Linked DNA regions of Homo sapiens: regions 2, 3, 4 and 5 are each linked to region 1. Evidence: chromatin contacts called from ENCODE Hi-C or POLR2A ChIA-PET data. All regions are on one chromosome and are shown on one strand. Each heading gives the region's core, a stretch centred on a gene start or an enhancer-like site at or near the end of the contact. The rest is flanking DNA. Distances are from core to core; before and after follow the strand shown.

Region 1 (2,513 bases), core at 8-2,507:
TCAGCGCACCTGCTCACCTTGGTTCCCCATCCTGCCCTGGGTGGGTCTTGGCTTGGAAACCCTAATCCGCTTACTAAGCACCGACCCCACTCCGTGCCCTGCCCGTGCCATGTCCACTCCACTGCACTGAACTGGGTTTCTTTGTCCGTTTCAGCAGACCCTCCTCATCGTGTCCCTCTTCCAGGCAGCCTTCTCTTATAAATTTTGGGCATGCTGGGACTTGTCTACACTGTTGGCAATTGTCAAGGCTTTAGGTCCGAGTTGTTCCTCAACTTCTGACCCCCACCTCATGCTAACAGGACTGGGGCCACAGCGCGTGACTGCAATGTGGCCAGTCCTGGGAGAGCCGGCCTCGCCCCGCGGGGAAGCGGGCGGCCCCTCCGTTGCCATGGCAGCCGAGAGCACCCCCACGAGGCTCCTCATTGGCCACCAAGTCGAGGTCCCGCCTCCGCCATCAGAAGGGACCAACCAAGGCAGACCGGGTGCGACCCAGTTGAGGGATTAGCGGGTGACGCATCTCTCCCAGTCCCTCATGGAGACCCGCGCGCCCGCGATCCTACGGGCGCAGCCGTGGCCCTGGGTCGGGGTCACGCTCGCTGGGCGCGCCTCGGGCGGGGCTGGGGAGGTGCGGAGCTGGGGGGCGCCGCGGGAGGAGGCCACTCAGGCCGCTGGGGAGGGCCGGGCTGCGGCTGGGAGGTTTCCGAGGACGGTCAGGCGGAGGCGGAGGCCGTGCAGGAGGCGGAGGAGGAAAACTATTAAGGAAGGGGGTGGAAGGGCCCCGCTGGCTGAAGACCGCTGAGCTCAGGCGGTGGTAGGACCCTGGGCACGGAGTTGCATGGAACCCTGTTCGAATCCTGCTCTGCACCCGCTTGCGCTGTGGCCTCGCGCACGCGAGCCTTCCTGCCCGGGGGAGCGGGAAGGAGGGAGGGGAGCGGCGAACATCTACTTTGTGCCGATCCTTTTGCTGAAAACCCTAGTTTTCTCTCCAGGATTCCCTCAAAACGACCCTGAAATAGGTGGATGCTATCCTTAGCCCCATTTTACAGATGAGGAAACAGGTTCAAAGGAGGCTACGTGAGAAAAGCCTCGAGTGAGCTCAGTTCCCAGATGTGAGAATGATGTGGCCGGGTTGGTGGTTATCTGCGGGGGGAAGTAGGAGGTGCCCTGCCCACCCCCACGCTCAGGCATCCTGGCCGGCCCGGAAGGAAGAGTTCGTGCCAAGCCGTGAGACTCGGTGGTTTCCTGCAGCAAATCTGCGTCAGGCTCTCTCTGGGGGGTTAACCGCCGCAAACTGGTAACAGCGTCAGAAAGGGGAAACCGAGCTTTATCTGCGGAGGTCCCTGGGCCAGGGACAGCAGATTAAAGAACATGGAGGCAGGGCGCGGTGGCTCACGTCTTAAACCCAGCACTTTGGGAGGCCGAGGCCGGAGGATCGCTTGAGACCAGGAGTTTGAGACCAGCCTGGGCAAGATAGGGAGACCTCTTCTCTAAAAATAAAAAATAAAGAAGATGGAGCCCGCCCCTCGGGAAGGAGGGAAGGGAGAAAGTGTTTCTAACTCCTTATTGTCCTTTCTCTTCTTTTCTTTTCTTTTTTTGAGATGGAGTTTCGCTCTTGTTTCCCAGGCTGGAGTGCAATGGCGCGATCTCGGCTTACCGCAACCTCCGCCTCCCGGGTTCAAGCAATTCTCCTGCCTCAGCCTCCTGAGTAGCTGGGATTACAGGCATGCGCCACCACACCCGGCTAATTTTGTATTTTTAGTAGAGATGGGGTTTCTCCATGTTGGTCAGGCTGGTCTCAAACTACTGACCTCGTGATCCGCCCGCCTCAGCCTCCCAAAGTCCTGGGATTATAGGCGTGAGCCACCGTGCCTGGATCCTTGTTATTTCAAAACAGGCTGAGGTTCCCTCTGGAAGCCCCATTTAAGAACAGACCCATGGCCGGGCGCGGTGGCTCACGCCTGTAATCCCAGCACTTTAGGAGGCCGAGGCGGGCAGATCACCTGAGGTCCGGAGTTTGAGACCAGCCTGACCAACATGGAAAAAACCCCGTCTCTACTAAAAATACAAAAGTAGCCGGTCATGGTGGCGCATGCCTATAATCCCAGCTACTCAGGAGGCTGAGGCAGAAGAATCGCTTGAACCCAGGAGAAGGCAGAGGTTGCGGTGAGCCGAGATCGCACCATTGCACTCCAGCCTGGGCAACAAGAGCGAAACTCCATCTCAAAAAAAAAAAAAGAAAAAAAAGAAAAGAAAATTCACCATATGAATGTCAGACTCTTAATGATGCAAATGCCAGAAAACCTGACTCAAACTGATTTATGCTAAAAAGGGAATCTACTGGCTCAGGAAACTGAGAACCCCAGGCATGACTCGATCTGGCGACACCACGACGTCATGAAGACTCATTTCCCAGAGTCTTTGTACTTGTTTGTACTTTGCCTTTGCTGTCTTGGGAAGTGTTTGGGCTCCATGAGCACCTGCTGCAGCTGCAGGGGCACATCATCCCAAGTTCC
Region 2 (2,513 bases), core at 8-2,507, 420 kb after region 1:
CTGAGCCTTATCTGGGCCAAAGGAGTGTGACCCTGGTTCCTGCCCTCATAGTGTGCTGAGAACAGGCTCTGCCTCCAGGTACCTCTCTAACTACCTACTGGGGGTAGGAGGTTGTTCACAGGGCACTGCCCCATGGAAGGCCCAGTTGGGCGGGAGTTGTGCCTTTCTTGTGTGAGGTGGCAGGATACCAAGAAAGGGGACACGGGGGGCTGGGCCCGGTGGCTCACGCTTGTAATCCCAGCACTTTAGGAGGCCAAGGCGGGTGGATCACGAGGTCAGGAGATCGAGACCATCCTGGCTAACACGGTGAAACCCCATCTCTCCTAAAAATACAGAAAATTAGCCGGACGTGGTGGCAGGTGCCTGTAGTCCTAGCTACTCGGGAGGCTGAGGCAGGAGAATGGTGTGAACCCGGGAGGCAGAGCTTGCAATGAGCAGAGATCGCGCCACTGCACTCCAGCCTGGGCGACAGAGCAAGACTACATCTCAAACAAAAAAAAAAAAAGAAAGAAAGAAAGGGGACACGGGGAAGCCAGACAGGAGGATGGCAGCCACATGACATTGCTGTGCATCCAGGATTTGAGCGTGGATAGCTCTGAGGGAGAGTTGTGTGGGATCTGCACCCAGGCTCCATGCTCTGACATGGAGGATGAAGAGTGGGGAAAAGAGAAGGATCCCGGATACCACTTAGAGGCCACTGAGGCCACCTGGGAGATGATGGTGGCCTGGACTGGGGTAGTAGTAGTGGAAGTGCTGAGAGCAGGTTTAGTTCAGGAAATATTTGCCTTCTCCCTGGGTTCTGGAGCCTGGCACGCTTATTTGCAAAGGGGACCTCCCCACCCACAGGGGCTGCAGGATTAGGAAGCCACACACAAACAAAGCCACACACCAGTCCAGGGCAAGGAACAATTTTTACAATCCAGTATAACAAGCTTCCAGGCTGTGTGCACACCTTCCAGATAGGCAGGGGGTTTGCAGATGAAAGGGAACCGGTGGCACAGCGCACACTGAGCTGAGAGTTGGGAACCTGGGTTTGAGTCTCTGATCTTCTCGGGGGGTAACCTTGGGCAAGGCCCTTGGCCTTTCAGAGCTGTGTGCTCCCCGTTGGGACAGTAAGGACAGTCATCTAGACCTTTCAGCTTTGAGGGTTTCAGTTCTAGTTTCCTGGGTCATGCTGGCTGTGTGCTCTCACTCCTTCTAGGGCTGTGGTTTTGCAGGCCTGGGACTTGGGCCCTTCTTTCTCATCAGGTATGGGACCCAAGCACAGTGGGTCCTCAACCGCCGGCTCACTGACTCTTCAACCCATCATGATGCTCAGAGATAGCAGTGGCTGGGTGACCAGATGTCCCTGGCCATGCTCAAAAGTGTCCTGGTGAGGATGATAAATTAGACACAAGTGGGCATGGTGGCTCACACCTGTAATCCCAGCACTTTGGGAGGCCTAGACGGGTGGATCATCTGAAATCAGGAGTTTGAGACCAGCCTGGCCAACATGGTGAAACCCTATCTCAGGCCGGGCGTGGTGGCTCATGCCTGTAATCCCAGCACTTTGGGAGGCCGAGGCAGGTGGATCACGAGGTCAGGAGTTTGGGACCAGCCTGGGCTGCATGGTGAAACCCCATCTCTACTAAAAAAATACAAAAAATTAGCCGGGCATGGTGGTGCGCACTTGTAATCCCAGCTACTTGGGAGGCTGAGGCAGGAGAATCGCTTGGATCGGGAGGCGGAGGTTGCAGTGAGCCAAGACTGGATCATGCCACTGCACTCCAGCCTGGGTGAGAGGGCGAAATTCCTTCTAAAAAAAAAAAAAAAAGAAAAGAAATCCATCTATACTAAAAATACAAAAATTAGCTGGAAGTGGTTGCACACCTGTAACCCCAACTACTCAGGAGGCTGACGCAGGAGAATTGCTTGAACCTGGGAGGCGAATGTTGCAGTGAGCCGAGATCGCGCCATTGCACTCCAGCCTGGGCAACAGGGCCAGACTCTGTCTCAAAAAAAAAAAAAAAAAAATTAGATGGTCACCTTTCCACTATAGGTTGTAGGACCCACCAACAACCTAAGATCACTTCCATCTCTGAAGGCCCAAGGGAGGCCAGAATCTGGCAGTCACCCTGAGTGGGGAGGGAAACAGAGAATAATGTGGAATCAGCTGAGTCACGGGGTCCAGCCGCATCCCCAGAAGGTGCCTTCTGGGACCTGCCCTGACCTGGAAAATTAAGCCTTTTCTAGAAATACAAGCTGCTACTGGCCTGGAGGAGGGTGGCACACATCAGTTTCTAGCCCTGCTATGTGGCCTTGTCCCTGTAACTCCTAGAACAAAGCTTAATAAACCCTCCTCGTCTTTCCTTGGGCAAGGCTTCTGAGGCCTCAGTGATTACATGAAATCCCAAGTTAATTTTTTAAGCAGATTATCTCTATGGCCAAAGACCAAAACAGTGGAAAAAGCCTTGCCCAGGGAGTCAGAAACTTGGGGGTTTTGTCCCAGCTCTAGCCTCTTGCTGGGTGACCTT
Region 3 (2,513 bases), core at 4-2,503, 400 kb after region 1:
TTAAAAACAAAGTTAAAAAGCAGGAGATGCTGGGCACCATGGCTCATGGCTGGAATGACAATACATTAGGGGGCCGAAATGAGAGGATCACTTGAGCTTGGGAGCTTGAGACCAGACTGGGCAACATGGTGAGATCCCCATCTCTACAAAAAAAAAAAAAAAAACCCCAAAAAACAAAAAAAACAAAAAAAACTTAGTCGGATGTGGTGGCACATGTTTGTAGTCTGTGGTGGAAGGTGAGCCATGATTGTGCCACTGCATGCACACCAGCCTGGGTAACAGACTGAGACTCTGTTTCAAAAAAAAAAAAAAAAAAATGCGAGGGGACTAAGTTAAGAGGTAGTTTTGTTTGTTTGTTTTGTTTTGAGACAGAGTCTTGCTCTGTCAGCCAGGCTGGAGAGCAGTGGCACAATCTCGGCTCACTACAATCTCGGCTCACTGCAACCTCTGTCTCCCAGGCTCAAGCTATTGTCCTCCCTCAGCCTCCTGAGTAGCTGGGATTACAGACACGTGCCACCATGCCCAGCTAAGTTTTGTATTTTTAGTATAGATGGGGATTCACCATGTTGTCCATGCTGGCCTCGAACTCCTGACCTCAAGTGATCTGCCTGCCTTGGCCTCTCAAAGTGCTGGGATTACAGGCATGAACCACCATGCCCAGCCAGGAATCACATTTCAACATGAGATTTGGAGGACAAACGTCCAAACCGTATCAACCTTTATGCTTCTTTTTGGCTTCCAGGAAAAACAAGACCCCTCTCTCAGGTGCCCTTAAAGAACCCCATCCTTTTTCACAGCATCTAACCAAACTTTGGTTTTTTGAGACTAAATTTTTTTTGTTCCCTCACCAAATTATAAGTCCCATGTGGGCAGGACCTGGGCCCCTTTTGCTTCTCACTGTGTCCTCAGTGACTAGGACAGTGCCTGGCACTTTGCAGGTGCTCAAACATCTTTTCTTGGTTACATGAAAGAGTGAATGGCTTTTTTGAGCACCTACTAGAGATTAAAAGTTTTATAGATGTCAAGTTTTCCTAAAGCCAAGCACAGTGGTGGCCCGGTTTGGCACTCAATAACTTACTGAGTCCTTGCCACCCAGGTCTGCGTTCTGTCTCTCTGGGTTTAGGGGTCTGGGATGTGGCCTTCCCTAGGGCTGCTATGAGTTGCTGTGGAGGCAGAGAAGACAAGGCTTAGCCTGCTAGCTGGAGCACTTCAGGCATCATTACTGTGGGCAGCTCTGTGAGGTCACTCCTGCCCCAATCCCTGGGCACCCGGCTGAGTGTGAGGCTTTGAGGACCAACCTAGAGATTAGGAACAGGGTTTTAGGCCAGGCATGGTGGCTCATGCCCATAATTCCAGCACTTTGAGAGACCAAGGTGAGAGGGTCACTTGACCCGAGGAGTCGGGGATCAGCCTGGGCAACATAGTGAGTCCCCTTAGCTACACTTAAATTTAAAAAAATAGAAAAGAAGGAACAGAAAATAGAAAAGAAGCAAATAGAAATAGAAAAGAAAAAGAAAAGCAAGTATAATAGAAATAGAAAAGAAGCAAATACTGTATTCTTCTGCCGTCTCATGGTCAGTCCTAGAATAGCAAGGGAAGCTTCCCCACCTCTCTGGTACTATACTGGGAGTGACCGCCAGAGGGCAGTGTTCTCCACATTGTTGCACCCAATAGGTGTCCCACCACACAAACCCAGCTCTTTAAAAAGTAGATTTTTTTCTTATCCAAAGTCGATTCATACAAAAAGAAAAAGAAATAAAAAATAAATTATTTTAATGGCTTCATTGCTACATGTTTGTTTTTTTGAAAAGGAGTCTTGCTCTGTCGCCCAGGCTGGAGTGCAGGGGGGTGATCTCCCCTCACTGCAACCTCCGCCCCCTGGTTTCAAGCGATTCTCCTGCCTCAGCCTCCGAGTAGCTGGGTTTACAGGCATGAGCCACCACGCCCGGCTAATTTTTGTATTTTTAGTAGAGACAGAGTTTCACCATGTTGGCCAGGCTGTTCTTGAACTCCTGACCTCAAGTGATCTGCCCACCTTGGCCTCCCAAAGTGCTGGGATTACAGGCGCGAGACACCGAGCCCAGCCCTCATCTCTATTTTAAATTATAAAAAAATTTTTAAAAGAATTATTGAGGACCCAGATATTTATTAATTTATCAAAAAGTAATAATGAACTCATTACATGTAAACATAAACATATTTTTACGAAAAATACCTTCATTTCCAAAACAAAGAGAAATTTAGTGAGAAAAACAGCATTGTTTTACACTTTTGCAAATCTCTCAAGCAACTGTCTTAATTAAAGACTGTTGGAGCCTCATGTCTACTTCTGCATTCAGTCTGTTGCAATATGTTGGGGCTTTTAAAATTTTTATTTATTTTTTTATTTTGAAACAAAGTTTTGCCCTTGTCGCCCAGCCTGGAGTGTAATGTTGTGATCTTGGCTCACTGCATCCTCCACCTCCCAGGTTCAGGTGATTCTCCTGCCTCAGCCTCCCGAGTAGCTGGGATTA
Region 4 (2,513 bases), core at 6-2,505, 360 kb after region 1:
AAGGATGGAAGTGGGGTGAGAGATAAAAGACTACACATTGGGCCATCCTGGCTAACATGGTGAAGCCCCATCTCTACTAAAAATACAAAAGAAATTAGCTGGTCGTGGTGGCACATGCCTGTGATCCTAGCTACTCGGGAGGCTGAGGCAGAAGAATGGCTTGAACCTGGGAGGTGGAGCTTGCAGTGAGCTGAGATTGTGCCCCTGTACTCCAGCCTGGGCGACAGAGCGAGACTCTGTCTCAGGAAGAAACAACAACAACAAAAAACGCTACACATTGGGTACAGTGTACACTGCTTGGGTAATGGGTGCACCAAAATCTCAGAAATCACCACTAAAGAACTTATCTGGGGCTGGGCACAGAGGCTCACACCTGTAATCCCAGCACTTTGGGAGGCCGAGGGGGGTGGATCACGAGGTCAAGAGATCGAGACCATCCTGGCCAACGTGGTGAAACCCCATCTCTACTAAAAATACAAAAATTAGTTGGGCGTGGTGGCATGCACCTGTAGTCCCAGCTATTCAGGAGGCTGAGGCATGAGAATTGCTTGAACCTAGGAGGCAGAGGTTGCAGTGAGTGGAGATCGCTGCACTGCACTCCCGCCAGGCAACAGAGCGAGACTCTGTCTCAAAAAAAAAAAAAAAAAAAAAGGACTTATCCATGCAACCAAACACCACCTGTTCCCCAAAAACCTATTGAAATAAAAATAAATTAATAAAAAAAACTAGTCTTAGCTGTTTTTTTTTCTTTTTCTTTTTCTCATTGCCAGTGGAGGGAAATAGTCTTGGGTGTTTTTGTTCTTGTTTTTTTCTTACAGCAGCACAAATGAAACAAGATAGACCTTTATGGAGATTTAAAGGTCTAAATTACAATTAACTGAGGCCATAAGGGTGGGGCCCTAATCCAATAGGACTGGTGTCCTCATAAGAAGAAGACACAGCATACACCAGATATCTTCCTTTCTCTGCACCTGCACAGAGGAAAGTCTATGTGAGAACACAGCAAGAAGGTGGCTGTCTATAAGCTGGAAGAGAGGCCTCACCAGGAACCAAACTAATGGCACCTGATGTTGGACTTCCAGCCTCCAGAAAATAAGTTGCCATTGTGTAAGTCTGTTATGGCAGACCTAGTAGAATAATACACCCCAAATGAAAACAAAAGTAGGATTTTAAAAACCCCAGATCTACAGATCATATCCACAACAAAACTAGGTGACGGGTTAAACCCACAAGCTTAAGGTGCAGGTGGGTGGGGAAAAACCACAGCAGTTACAAAGGCTTCTTGCACCAAACAGTCAAGTTGTGAAGGCAAAGGAAAATTTCTTGAAGGAAATCAAAAGAGCTGCTCCAGTGAACACACAAATGATAAGAAAGCACAACAGTCTTGCTGATATGGAGAAAGTTTCTGAGTGGTATAGACAGAAGATCAAGCCAGCCATAACATTCCCTTAAGCCAAAGCCTAATGCAGAGCAAGGCCCCAACTATCTTCAATTCTATGAAGGCTGAGAGAGACGAGGAAGCTGCAGAAAAGTTGGAAGCTGGCAGAAGTGGGTTCATGGGGTTTAAGGAAATATGTCATATACATAACATAAAACCTGCAGAAAGTTATTCAGAAGATCCAGCTAAGGTCATTGATGAAGGTGGCTACACTAAACAACAGGTGTTTTAATGGAGACGACACAGCCTTACGTGGGAAGAAGAGGCCATCTAGGACTTTCACAGCTAGAGAGGAGAAGTCAGTGCCTGGCTTCAAAGCTTCAAGCGACAGGCTGACTCTCTTGTTAGGGGCAGCAGGTGACTTTAAGTTGTTAGGGGAAGCTGGTGACTTTAAGTTAAAGCCAATGCTCATTGACCATTCCAAAAGTCCTAGAGCCCTTAAAAATTATGCTAAATCAGCTGGGTGCGGTGGCTCACGCCTGTAATCCCAGCACTTTGAGAAGCTGAGGCGGTTGGATCACCTGAGGTCAGGAGTTCAAAACCAGCCTGGCCAACATGGTGAAACCCCATCTCTACTAAAAATACAAAAATTAGCCAGGTGCGGTGGTGGGCGCCTGTAATCCCAGCTACTTGGGAGGCTAAGGCAGGAGAATTGCTTGAACCTGGGAGGCGGAGGTTACAGTGAGCCGAGATTGCACCATTGCACTCCAGCCTGGGCGACAGAGTGAGACTCTGCCTCAAAAAAAAAAAAAAAAAAAAAAAAAAAAAACTAAATCTAGACTATATCAGATTATTATTGAAGTGGGGAAAAAAAAAGAATTATGCTAGGTTCACTCTGCCTGTGCTCTATAAAAAAAAAACTTGCACAACAGCTTATCTGTTCATTGAATATTTTCAGCCAACTGTTGAGACCTACTGCTCAGAAAAAATATTTTTTTTCAAAATATCACTGCTTACTGACAATGCATCTAGTCACCCATGGGCTCTGATGGAGATGTACAAGGAGATGAATGTTGTTTCCATGCCTGCAAACACAACATCCATTCTGTGGCCCATGGATCAAGGAGTAATTTCA
Region 5 (2,513 bases), core at 6-2,505, 310 kb after region 1:
GAGTCCTTTTTCTTCCCTCATCCCTCATGTGCCCTATTTTTTCCCATTTTGGTCATGCTCATTATTACAAAACGCTGTGCTCATTTGTGGGGTTTGGAGCTTTTGTCAGTTTTATCAATCATCAACCTTTTGACCAGAAATGTGTGCATGTACGTATACATGCAATGGGTGCATCATACGTGCACATGCTCGGGAGAAGCCCATGGAAGCTGTGAGGGGACCATGGGCTAGCCTTCAATGGCTACACAATGGCCACAGCTTCCCATTTTGTTCTGCACCTCTGGAAAGACGGCTCCATTACAGGATTTCTGAGATAACCGGGTAGAGAAAAACTCTCCATGCATAAGTCTAGGATCCCTAATTCTTGCTCTATCCTCCTTCCTGACCTTCTAAGGAGGCTTTCTGATCCTGGAGAATGATCAAGTAAGGGACAGGACAGAGAGGAGAATTTCTTCTGCTCCCTGTTTTCTTCCAACCCTACTTCTATTTCCTCTGTCTTTTTTTTTTTTTTTTTTTGAGACAGTCTCACTCTTGTTACCCAGGGTGGAGTGCAGTGGCACAATCTTGGCTCAACGCAACCTCCGCCTCCCGGGTTCAAGCCATTCTCCTGCCTCAGCCTCCCGAGTAGTTGGGATTACAGTTAGGCACCACCACGCCCAGCTAATTTTTTTGTATTTTTAGTACAGACAGGGTTTCACCATGCGGACCAGGCTGGTCTTGAACTCCTGACCTCAAGTGATCTGCCCGCCTCAGCCTCCCAAAGTGCTGGGATTACAGATGTGAGTCACTGCGTCGGTCTCCTCTGTTTCTATACAGTGGCAACAGAATTTGAATCCTCTGGAGCTTCCTCAAACTCCCACTTAATGGTCCCATTGACAGCAGGAAGGGGTTTTATTCCTGTGATGAAAGGAGGAACTCCAGCCTCTTTTCTTCTTATTCTTTTTTTTTTTCCTGCTCCCGCCCTGACTTCAACCTCTTGTGTTCTGTCCAACATCTCTGCACTAGATCTGTAGGAGAAGCAGCGGTTAGGGAGAGAGGGGCCACAGGGGTCTTGGGCAGCAGGAGGCTTGGTCCGCATGTGTCTGCTGCTATCCTCTGACTGATCTATGGCCACAGAGGAGCCCATCTACACTCGGTCTGCCAGTGGAAACAGAGGTCAATTGTCTAACTGCTCTGAGCGTTGGACAGATGGCCCTGAACTCGGACAGACTTGGAGTGGGTCCCAGCTCTCCCACTTACTCTCTGCTGACGTTGGGTGAGGAATTTAACTTCTCTGAGCTTAGGCTGGCCCCACAGGGTTGTTGTGAGCATCAAGGAAGCTGTGTGAGCTCCGAAAATTGGGAAGATTGCACACAGGCTGGGCATTATTGCTGGTCTGAACAAATGTCAGCCAGAGCCCGTCTATGCCAATGGCACTGTTGGTTGGTATTTCTTGGGTACATCTCTCCCCATGCTGGGCTGCAGGGGAGGGACACTGGCTGATCCACTTCGGGTTTATCTTATAGAACCAGCCCCAGGCGATCTCTGCCTGCTGCAACTATTCCTATCGGTCAAGGGCCCACCTTTCCAGCATTACTTACAGGGACACTCACCTAACATGTCAGGCCTCGGGCCTGGGCACACCTGGACATGGCCATGGCCAAACGGTTTCTCAGCTAAGAGGGCAAGTCAATTTCCACCCCGGGCCAAAGCTGACAGATGGGAAGGGGCTGCCTGGAGCGCCGTATTTGAAAATACGAGTGCTGCGATTGCTCTGTGACATCTATCATGGGTGGAGGATGGCACAGCTATTGTGAATCTGCTGCGGCTGTTTTAGAGGACTGGTTTTCAACTCTGACAGCATAAGAATCATCCAGAGAAGTTTACAAATCACTGAGGCCTGGGTGCCACCTCCAGATTCAGATTGCATTGGTGTGGCCTGGGCATCAAGATTACTTAAAGCTCCTTAGGTGATTCTAACCTAGAATCAGCAAAGATGGAGAGCCACTACTTTTAGAGCACCCAACTTCACTACCCTGGCGCTCTTACAGACAGCGGGAGCTGCTGCCTGCACACACACTAGCTATCAGCAAGGCCAGAGTGGCAGCGGCCTGCTGAATCTCTTGCTAACCAGGGAGGGATGCCAGGAGAACAGGTCTGTGTCCCTTGTTTTACCTACTTAGTAAAAAAAAACAACACTGATACACATACAATAACTTGGATGAATTTCCAGGGAACTGTGCTGAGTGAAAACAGCCAATCACAAAAGGTTACACACTGCATAATTCCATTTATAGAACATTCCTGAAATGACAAAACTGTAAGAATGGAGAACAGACTAGTATTGCCAAGGGTCAAGGAAGGGGTGGGGGCAGGAGGGAAGTGAGTGTAGTTATAAAAGGGCACCACAGGGGATTCTGTATGAAGTCAACATTCTGATTGTGACATTAGGCTAGGCTTTCACAGAATGTTACCATAGGGGGAAGTGGGTAACAGATTCATGAGACCTCTCTGTACAATTTATTAAAATTGCG

The links. A loop is a pair of places that touch in the nucleus more often than their neighbours do. ChIA-PET counts read pairs that join two places held with the same protein, here RNA polymerase II (POLR2A). Pooled maps may share reads with other maps.
Region 2: a pooled map shows a loop between it and region 1 (8-fold over the local background). The contact joins two enhancer-like sites. A Hi-C loop is called at or near these places in 3 of 37 single-sample maps with no recorded cell type and 3 of 50 pooled maps. POLR2A ChIA-PET finds 5 or more read pairs at or near these places in 2 of 52 experiments (WTC11 and activated B cell).
Region 3: a pooled map shows a loop between it and region 1 (2.7-fold over the local background). The contact joins two enhancer-like sites. A Hi-C loop is called at or near these places in 2 of 37 single-sample maps with no recorded cell type and 2 of 50 pooled maps. POLR2A ChIA-PET finds 5 or more read pairs at or near these places in 2 of 52 experiments (WTC11 and endothelial cell of umbilical vein).
Region 4: a loop to region 1 is called in a pooled map, with 3 times the contacts of the local background. The contact joins two enhancer-like sites. A Hi-C loop is called at or near these places in 3 of 50 pooled maps. POLR2A ChIA-PET finds 5 or more read pairs at or near these places in 2 of 52 experiments (activated CD4-positive, alpha-beta T cell and naive thymus-derived CD4-positive, alpha-beta T cell).
Region 5: a pooled map shows a loop between it and region 1 (5-fold over the local background). The contact joins two enhancer-like sites. A Hi-C loop is called at or near these places in 2 of 50 pooled maps. POLR2A ChIA-PET finds 5 or more read pairs at or near these places in 7 of 52 experiments (B cell, H1, OCI-LY7 and 3 more).

The regions. Positions count from the first base shown.
Region 1 is chr10:72,296,080-72,298,592 of GRCh38, reverse strand. No RefSeq gene overlaps it. Among named protein-coding and RNA genes, the nearest start is that of DDIT4, 23 kb to the right of the region's middle. RefSeq lists enhancers at 114-203, 1-472, 1,124-1,423, 2,428-2,513 and a silencer at 494-763. Within about 2 kb of position 1,257, at least 39 of the 41 ENCODE cell types and tissues checked have a DNase peak (open chromatin) inside an H3K27ac peak, as active enhancers do.
Region 2 is chr10:71,872,440-71,874,952 of GRCh38, reverse strand. No RefSeq gene overlaps it. Among named protein-coding and RNA genes, the nearest start is that of LINC03139, 4.4 kb to the left of the region's middle. RefSeq lists an enhancer at 1,265-1,334. Within about 2 kb of position 1,257, at least 4 of the 41 ENCODE cell types and tissues checked have a DNase peak (open chromatin) inside an H3K27ac peak, as active enhancers do.
Region 3 is chr10:71,895,695-71,898,207 of GRCh38, reverse strand. No RefSeq gene overlaps it. Among named protein-coding and RNA genes, the nearest start is that of LINC03139, 19 kb to the right of the region's middle. Within about 2 kb of position 1,253, at least 4 of the 41 ENCODE cell types and tissues checked have a DNase peak (open chromatin) inside an H3K27ac peak, as active enhancers do.
Region 4 is chr10:71,932,558-71,935,070 of GRCh38, reverse strand. No RefSeq gene overlaps it. Among named protein-coding and RNA genes, the nearest start is that of CHST3, 31 kb to the left of the region's middle. Within about 2 kb of position 1,255, at least 2 of the 41 ENCODE cell types and tissues checked have a DNase peak (open chromatin) inside an H3K27ac peak, as active enhancers do.
Region 5 is chr10:71,985,718-71,988,230 of GRCh38, reverse strand. All of the region lies in intron 1 of CHST3 (carbohydrate sulfotransferase 3), which reads right to left. Among named protein-coding and RNA genes, the nearest start is that of CHST3, 23 kb to the right of the region's middle. Within about 2 kb of position 1,255, at least 21 of the 41 ENCODE cell types and tissues checked have a DNase peak (open chromatin) inside an H3K27ac peak, as active enhancers do.